Linked DNA regions of Homo sapiens: region 1 is linked to region 2. A link is an interaction called in ENCODE POLR2A ChIA-PET data of the cell type or tissue named here. Cell type or tissue: GM12878. All regions are shown on one strand.

Region 1 (5,000 bases), 96 kb before region 2:
CTTTGTAATTTCTATACTACAAATGGAAATTATCTTTTAACACTGAGACTTTTTTAAAGAAAAATCCATGCCTCACAATACTCCAACATGACTGTCTAGTTCTGGATTCTGTCAATTTCCCCATAGGTCTTCCAACTGCTCGATGTTCTTTTAAAATGCCATTTTCAAGGACTATTCAACAGGCTGAGTTTGCATCCCCAGAATCACTACCTTTCATGTCATATGAAGGATATTCTCACTCTGTCACATCCTTCTTTTCCCGTGCACATTTGTTATTTATCTTGCATCTGGATCTATGCCAGAGCTGCCTGTAAATCTTAACAGAGTGCCTCTTAGCCTCTGAATTCCCTTTATCTGTCATGGAAGCATATTCTTGAAAGAACTCCAGGAGGGCAGTTATAATGAGTGATCCTCTCATTTTCCCCATTCTTTCTTTCAGACTTGCCAAAGAAGCTGCTTATTTCACAGAAGGATGGTGCTGGCTGAAAGATACTTCCTTGAAACTGAGAGATTGCTTCCTTAGACAGGTCTCCTTGAAGAGGTATTTGATTTGCATTTTAATTGTTGGAGCTAAAAACCTAGCTCAGAACTTCAGTTATCTGCATTGTTTCTGTTTGCATTCTTGCAGTGTGTCACTTAGGAGCATATAGAAGTAAATTAAATACGTATGTTTGGTTACACATTAGAGTTTCACATTTATTTGATAAAAGCTGCAACTATCCTTTAGACAATAAGTACATACATAAATAATAAAAAGATCGATAATGTCTAGAGTTGGTAAAAGTATGGGGAAGTAGTTACAATCATTCTTACATCTTGCAGAAAAATATTGATTGCAGCAACATTTTGGGGAGATTAATCTGGTAGCATCTAGCCAAGCTTTAAGGCTCTTTAATTCCTTTATCAATTCATTTAATAAAAATCAAGTGAGCACTTAGTATGTGCCAGGCACAATTTTAGTTACCAGAGATATGGCAGTAGAAAAAGTAAGTCCTTACCCCTGTGGGTGGTACTCTTATTTGGAGTAGGACTGGAAACAGAAAATAAACAAATAAACAAGTCAATCCAAAGTATGTCAGATGTAATTAATGCTTTGAACAAAATAAGGTGAGGTAGAAAGAGAAGAGCTACTTCTTTTGGGGAGGTATGTTACTGGTTTTATTTAGCATGTTCAGGAAGGGCGCCGCTGAGAAGGTGACATTTGAGTGGAGACCTGAAGAATGTGAGAGAGTGGGGCATGCAGATACCTAAGCAAAGGCAGCTCCAAGTAGAGGGAACAAGCAAATGCAAGAAATTCTAAGGTGAGGGCTTGCGTCGTGTTGGATTCAGGGAATAGTGCTGAGGCCAGTGTGTCTGGAGTGAAGCGACTGTGGTGGGGAGTGGTAGGAGATGGGGTCAAAATGATACCGAGGGTGAAGATGAGCAATTCACAGAAAGACACAGGTCATCGAAGGACTTTGTCTTTTGCTCTAAGAGAACTGACAGACCACTGATGGATTGGGGCAGAAGACTGACACAGTCTAAGTTTTAATTTTTATGTGCATGATAAAAGAACAAGGACAGAACAGGCACACTAGTTAGACTATTGCAGCAATCTGGAGGCTATTGCTTTTAATTTCTGTGTAAATAAACACATCAGAACATAAGGCTCTATGTGCAGGGGTGTTTGTTGCAACACTGTCTTATGTCACCTCATTACAGAAAACACTGAATGCATACTATATCGATAGGGGACTGGTTGGATAAATACTGCTACATCCATACAATGGAATAGCATATATGTATTATAAGAGTGAGTTAGGACTGGGTGTGCTGACTCACACCTGTAATCCCAGCACTTTGGGAAGCCTAGGCAACAGGATTGCTTGAGGCCAGGAGTTCAAGAGTAACCTGGGGAACATAATAAGACTCCATCTACAAAAAAGTTTTAAATATTTAAAACTTAGGTGGGCATCATGATGTGCACCTGTAATTCTAGCTACTCAAGAGGCTGAAGTGGAAGGATTGCTTGAGCCCAGGAGTTTGAGGCTGCAAGGAGCTATGATCACATCACTGTACTCCAGCCTGGGCAACAGAGTGAAACCTGTCTCTAAAAAAAAAAAAAAAAAAAAAGAAAAGAAAAAGAAAAAGAGTGAGTTAGAATTTTGATCTACTTGGTCTGATGTCAAAGCTTGTGCTTTTCTGTGGTTTAACTCCTACATTACATAACTTCAAGACAAATAGTTCTTTTTTTTTTAACTGTACTTTAAGTTTTAGGGTACATGTGCACAACGTGCAGGTTTGTTACATATGTATACATGTGCCATGTTGGTGTGCTGCACCCATTAACTCTTCATTTAACATTAGGTATATCTCCTAATGCTATCCCTCTTCCCTCCCCCCACCCCACAACAGGCGCTGGTGTGTGATGTTCCCCTTCCTGTGTCCATGTGTTCTCATTGTTCAATTCCCACCTAGGTTCTTTTCTTAATGGGAGAAAGGCCATGGGTCTTTGAAGGCTAGAAACCTGTTAACATTTATTTTCATACTCAGACAATTCATGATCTAGCATAGTTGTTAGCATATAAGACTCACTCAATACTTAATTATTGAATAAATTGGGTGGGAATTATAACTGAATATCCTGTAATTTTTATATTTACCATAGAAATTACATATACTGACACTGAGGAAAATTTTCATAATTTACTTTTTTTTTCCAAATGGAAATCTCCCTTGTGAGTAAGATTATAGAATAGCACGAACATGCAGAATGTCTTTGTGTGTAAATTAGTGAGCATCATGTGAGGAAGAGCTATAACTTACTATTTGGAATCTCTGTATATACTTTGCAGGGGAAATCACATCTGAATGTTCCTTTATTGTATCATGCGCAGAACTCTGAATTCTGAATGAAATTTAGGTTCAGGCAATTAAGGCCATAAAAAGTTTGTTCTTTATGTGGATTTATCTACTTCAACTTTTATTTTAAATTCAGGGGATATATGTGCAGGTTTGTTACAAGGGTACATTGCATGATGCTAAGGTTTGGGGTTCTTTACATTTAAAGAATGTAAAGGGGTAGGAGGAGAAGAGCTACTTTTTTGGGGAGGTATGTTACTGGTTTTATGTAGCATGTTCAGGAAGGGCCCCTTCCCCTACATTTAAAGAATGTAAAGAACTTTGGGTAGGACCAGCTTGACCTCTCATTTTGATATATTTTTTAAAAAGACAAATATCTGGCCAGGCATGGTGGCTCATGCCTGTAATCCCAGCACTTGGGGAGGCCGAGTCCGGTGGATCACCAGGGTCAGCAGTTCGAGACCAGGCTGGCCAAAATGTTGAAACCCCATCTCTACTAAAAATACAAAAATTAGCTGGGCATGGTGGCAGGCGCCTGAAATCCCAGCTACTTAGTAGGCTGAGGCAGGAGAATCACTTGAACCAGGAAGGTGGATGTTGCAGTGAGCCGAGATCACGCCATTGCACTCCAGTGTGGGTGACAAGAGCGAAACTCTGTCTCAAAAAAAAAAAAAAAGACAAACATATTTATTTTCCTAATAGTTAATTATTTACACTCTTCATTTTTCTGGTATCTAAAGCTTTTATCTCACTGCAGTGAACATTTAAGGTAATTTTTCAGTGGGATTTCTCTGCCCAATACCTCCTTCACAAGCTTCTTTGAAGTAATATTATCCTAATGTTGCTCTTAAGTTGTTTCAAACCCTCAAATATATAAACAAAACATTGAAAATATTCTTTTATTCTAAAGAATATGCATATATGTGTAGATATTGCAAGTGATATTAAGCATAAGTAGAAAAATGTACATAGAAGAATGTTATTATCCATGATCTCATCAGCTGGTTATATCCATAAAACATTTTGTTGAATAATCTTCCATGCTATCATTAATTCATTCATTGGCTTATTTATTTAGTCCTTCAGTTTCTTTAATAAATGTTACTGCTTTCCTACCTTGTGCCAGGTACTGGGTGTTGGGAATATATTAGTGAAATAAGGCTATGAGGTCTTTGACCTCAAGGAGCAAATAATACAGGAAGAGAATCAGACAATAAAGAGGTATTTATGTATATATACGTAAAAAATCACATACTGAGAAATTCTATAAAAAGAAATAAAACAGGGTGTGGGGAAAGGAACATGAGGAGGGGGTGTTCATGATGCTATTTTATTTTTATTACTTTGTATTTCAATAGTTTATTGGGGAAGAGGTGATGTTTGGTTACATTAGTAAGTTCTTTACTAGTGATTTGTGAGCAATGTATAATGCACAGTATTTGTAGTCTTTTATCCCTCATTCCCTTCCCGCCCTTTCCCCCTGAGTCCCCAAAGTCTATTATGTCATTCTTAGGCCTTTGCAGCCTCATAGCTTACCTCCCACTTATGAGTGAGAACATATGATGTTTGGTTTTCTGTTTCACAGTTACTTCGCTTAGAATAATAGTCTCCAATCTCATCCAGGTCACTGTGAATGCCATTAACTCATTCCTTTTTATGGCTGAGTAGTATTCCATCATATATATATATATATATATATATATATATATATATATATACACACATATATATACCACAGTTTCTTTATCCACTCGTTGATTGATGGGCATTTGGGTTGGTTCCATGATTTTGCAATTGTGAATTGTGGTGCTATGAGCATGCATGTGCAAGTATCCTTTTTGTGTAATAACTTGTTTTCCTCTGGGTAGATACCCAGTAGTGGGATTGCTGGATCAAATGGTGGTTCTACTTTTAGTTCTTTAAGGAATCTCCACACTGTTTTCCATAGTGGTTGTACTAGTTTACATTCCCACCAGCAATGTAGCAGTGTTCCTTGTTCAGTGCATACACGCCAACATTTACTGTTTTTTGATTTTGTGATTATGGCCATTCTTGCAGGAGTAAGATGGTATCACATTGTGGTTTTGATTTGCATTTCCCTGATTATTAGTGATGTTGAGCATTTTTTCATATGTTTGTTGGCCATTTGTACATCTTCT
Region 2 (5,000 bases):
TGTGTTTCCAATTGTCAACTAATGCTCTCTATATTTAAAAACTATATTTAAACAAGTATGTAAAGTAATTTGCTACAGGGAATTCCCACATATTGAGATAATTTTTTTTTTTGAGATGGAGTTTTGCTCTTGTCACCCAGGCCAGAGTGCAGTGGCGCGATCTCAGCTCACTGCAACCTCTGCCTCCTGGGTTCAAGTGATTTCTCCTGCCTCAGCCTCCCAAGTAACTGGGACTACAGGCGCCCGCCACCATGCTCAGCTAATTTTCTGCATTTCTAGTAGAGACAGGGTTTCACCATATTGGGCAGGCTGGTCTTGAACTCCTGACCTCAGGCGATCCACCCATCTCAGCCTCCCAAAGTGTTGGGATTACAGGCGCGAGCCACTGCGCCCGGCCATAGTGAGATAATGTTAACCTTCATGGAGATATTAGGAGTGAGGTTGGAAGTTTATGAGAAAAATTATTTTATAATCTATATTCTACTTCCAGGAAATGAAGGAATTTAAATGATACTCTAAACTTCTGTAACGGTATTAAATACAGTTAACATTATTCATTACCTACCATATTCCACAAACTTTATTAGCTTGAAATTCTTTGCATAATTTTCTTTTTCCCCTTTTCCTTCCTCTTTAGTTTTTGATGAGACCTGTGGAGAATTTTAAGCTTTCTAAGATATAACATGGAGCATTGCTTCTTAAAGCATGTGAGTTTAGTTTATTGATAATGTGATATTGCAGCATAAAAGTTATATTAGACAAACCCCATCACAAGGCTGCTTTTCTTCTTGCCTTGTATAGCTTCTATACGATTCTTTCACTAATGTCCAAGAGGAAAAACAAAGCCAAAATCTTATCTCTAATACCAAGAGCATGTCATGTGTAGCAGGTCAGGCATGGGAAAATGTAAATCATTTGAAGCCTATACAAGTTTTAGTTACCCACTTAGGATAATAAGTTATGTATGTCTATAAGCCATTGGTCTATAACTGAACAGAGTGTATTGTTGGCTTCAAGCTAGAAAGGTTATGAGTCAAATGTGATTAATGCTATAGCATGGATAGGTACTGTGAGACTACTGAGTAGCTATGTATGTTTCCTGTTAAATTAGGTACATATATTCCCTAAAAATATTTCATTAAGAAGTTTAGGACTCACTCAGTTATTCACCTTTAAATTATATATGGCTTATATCTATTTATATATTTATTGTTTTGTTTTATTGTGCTTTGTTTTAGATACATGAATTTGTGATTTCCAGAAAAATTATGTTGCTTTTCATGTCTTCATTATTTTTCATGTTTATATTTATTTCTATAAGCGAGATTTCAAAATGCTGAAATAATTGGCCATCCAACAGTTAAAATCCTATAGTAGTAAAACCGTGGAAATCCTGGATAACTGTGACTATTCTTTATGACACAGCTTTTTCTTAAAATTGATATTAACAAAATGCCTTGATTCAGAATTAGCATGAAGCTATACATAAGCTTTTCCCCTGTCTTTCAGTAACTTAATGGTTTAAATTAATGTCATATTGAAGGACAAAATTTCCACAAGAGACACTTTGAATACAGAAAATTCTCAAAAATGCCTCTCTCAGTCAAGTTCCATCTTGTGATACTTTTGTGAGTTATTTTGAAGCAAAGTCACTATTATTTACATTTATTGTTAAGCTGTTAGTTTCCTAAATATTTTGATATGCACAATTAATTTAATTTTCACAATAAGTCCCATAGATAAATACAATAATTAATCCAATAATTAATCATAGGTGAGTTATATGAACCTTTATTGCACAGTGGTAGTTAATTTGAAAGAGACTGGGATCCAAAACATTTAATTCCTGATCAGACTCCACACTCTTCATGTTAAATTACAGATCAGAGAACAGCCCAGTTTATGTGGCCTAGAGCTTCAGCTAGATATTACATAAGAATACTGGATTTTTATTGGAATATTGTTTGGTTGTTCATTCTATTTTGCTAAAGTGCCAAGTATACAAAATTCCCCATAATGCGCTATAGAGTAATATTGCTTGTCACTTTAAACATAGATAAAATTCTCAAAAGCTTCCCCTGGATTCCCCCAGAATATCCATATGTATTTGGAATTATGTAGGAAAATGCAACTGAAGAGTTTCTCTGCAGTGGGCTTGATGAATGTGTTCCTGGGATGAAGAAATTAGCCAGCTGTCTGAGAAATAAAAAGATTACAAAGTTTTACCAGTTCTTGAATTAATTGACTTTCTCAGTTTGTAATGAGATCTGAGGATGACTTTCAGTGCAATTGAGATGATCCTTTTTGATCTATCTCAGGGTTTCTCAACCTCAGCACTATTAACATTTCGAACAGATAATAATTTTATATGAGGAGGGCTGACCTGTGCATTGTAGGATGATTCACAGGATCCCTGGCCTCTACCCATTAGATGCCAATCTCAGCTCCCCATTATGACAAACAATATCTCCAGGTGTTGCCAGTATCTCAAGGAAGTGGTGCAAAATAGTTCCCAGTTGAAAACCACTGATCTAGATGTATACACTTCAGAGAAATGCAAACTTTTCCCTTATTTTATGGAATGCAAATGAATGTCTAGCCTTTTTCTGAATACTGAGCATCTTCATTTTGTTGTGGTTGAAGGGAAATTCCTAAGTGACCACTATTCTGTGCTTTCTTTCAGAACCATTAACTACACGGCTCTCTCAAGCCAATTATTATCACATAAAATGTTTTCAAGGCCTGTGTGAGTGTTCAAAGGTCACATCATAGTAAAATGGCAAATCTTTTCATCTGATAACCCAGTAAATAAAAAACTACTATTCAAGAGGAAGAATCAGCCACAAACTATTTTTTTTCCTAATAAATCTGCCCTTCCCTACAATCTCACAGACACTGTGTTGAGGCAGGGATGCCAGCTTAAAAGCCTCATTATTCAAAAGGCTCATTATCTTATTTCTTGTCTTACCACTGGGCCTTGGTTGAAGCTATTCTGGACCACTCCTCCAGGTTTTTCTAACTTCAGGTCTCAAAGATCAGGATTTCAGGCATAACTCCTTTTTCTCTCACAGACTCTCAACTTCTTAGGCATATCGGTTCACTTATTCTGAGAAATCAACTTGGAATATCAAGGAATGAAACAGATTGGCTAAGGTACTCAAAAACATAACAATGGGTGCCCACTTCTTTACACTGTCGTAACTAAATAAGGCATCCGAATAACCTTTTATAGAGGCAAAATTATCTTCAAGGTGACTCTCCATCCATTTCTGTATTATAAAGTAGGTGCCAACTTCTCTTCCCAAAAGGCAGCTTATCTTAGGAGATAGCAAAAATTCCTCACCATTTAGCTTATCAGTTATTCTACCAGACAGTGATGCAATCTCCTTGCAAATGCAATCTGTTTTTCTGATGAATTGCCAAAGTTCAGTAGCCACAGATGGAGGTGAGGACAGGGAAGAAAACCCCACAGGCATAGTTGTCCTTGTTTGAGGATGTCATTAAGAAGTCCATTCTGGTTCATGGCCAGATGCCTCCTTGTTGCCTTTGTAGAAGGCCAGTCCACTCATTTGTGTTTGTTGGTACAAAGAGCTATTTTTGTTGTTGAGTGCAATTGCCTCCATTTAGAAGTACTTAAAATGAGCACATGCACTTTCTGGAAGGCTATTTTACTTTCATTTTATTAAATGATTTATTGGATGGCTCCCAAAATGATTACCCAGAAATGTCAGGTAAAGGTTAATTCAATACCATGGGGCAGAGTGGTGTTAGACTTATGTGGCATGAGGCTGATTAGAACATTTGCCTTAGGAAAGGAAAGGGAATAATTTAGTGTAACACCATGGGTATCTGACATTACTTTTCAATTTACCTGTTGATGAAGAAATACATTTCCGGGTGTCTTTTCCATCTCAGAAAAAGTGAAAATGTTTTTGAAAGAATGGTCACACTTCACTATTTGAAAATATGTATTGACATAATTTAGGAATATTTTTCATTGCTACAGAAACACTGTTTTCATATAAGATTATGCTATGGAAGAAAGAAGAGGCATGAAATGGGAGACAAGGGGAAGTGCATTTTGGCAGATATATTATTACATAGAATTTTTGAGGTCTGGAAACTCTGAATTAGAAAGTGTGGGCTTGATTAACAGCTTCATGGTCTATGTACTAAATATATGACATTAGGACAATTCATCTTCTTAAGCTTTAGTTTCCTCATCTGTAACATAGAAAATGCAGAACACAGTTTGCTTCACACAAACATGCTCAGTCTACACATTTTCTTATTCAAGAAACATTCATTGAGCACCAGCTGTGTCCCAGGAATGGTTTTAAGCTCGGGAAACAAAAGACTGCGCAGAAACAAGCCCATTCTGCTGCCTTCGTGGAGCCTGTGAGTTGGGTTTGTGGGCTTGGTTAGAAAGCAGCTATGAATTAAGTAATCATATAAACGTGTGAAATTTTAACTGTGATAACCGCTATCAAATAAAGCAATTCGGTGTTATAACTCTGAGTTATATTCTAGTCTGAGACAGCAGGAAACTTCCTTGAGAAAGTGACAGTAGAGCTACATCCCAAAGATGAATAGAAGTTAACTAAGTACAATGGTCTGAATATTTGTGCCCCCTCAAAATTCATAGGTTAAAATCTATTCACCATTGTGTTGGTATTGGTAGGTAGGGAATTTGAGAAGTGATTTAGATTATAAGGTGCTCTCATGGTTGGGATTAGTGCATCTAGGAAAGAGGCCTTAGGGAGCTGCCTTGCCCCTTCTACTCTGCGAGGACACAGCATGAAGACATCCTCTATGAATGAGAAAGTGGGCCTTCACTAGACATTGAATTTGCTGGGGTCTTGATCCTGAATTTCCTTGCTTCCAGAACTGTGAGCAAGCTACCTGGTCTCTGGTATTTTGTTATAGCAGTCCAAACAAGCTAAGACACTAAGGGATGGTGGGGAGAGAAAGGGAAGAGTAATGTAGGTAAAAGCCCTGTA

Evidence for each region. ChIA-PET counts read pairs that join two places held together with the same protein. Peaks named below come from ENCODE experiments on the same cell type or tissue, not always from the same donor. Only the 100,000 strongest peaks of a DNase experiment are listed, where the experiment ranks them.
Region 1: POLR2A ChIA-PET joins it to region 2 with 9 read pairs; 2 of 35 experiments call an interaction of 5 or more read pairs at or near these places.

The regions. Positions count from the first base shown.
Region 1 is chr5:163,084,786-163,089,785 of GRCh38, reverse strand. LOC105377700 (a long non-coding RNA gene) reads left to right here. Exons shown (of 4, transcript XR_002956233.2): 4 at 440-680. Among named protein-coding and RNA genes, the nearest start is that of CCNG1, 350 kb to the left of the region's middle. In GM12878, no CTCF peak of the experiment used is centred here; no DNase peak of the experiment used is centred here.
Region 2 is chr5:162,988,718-162,993,717 of GRCh38, reverse strand. No RefSeq gene overlaps it. Among named protein-coding and RNA genes, the nearest start is that of CCNG1, 450 kb to the left of the region's middle. In GM12878, no CTCF peak of the experiment used is centred here; a DNase peak (open chromatin) is centred at 2,647.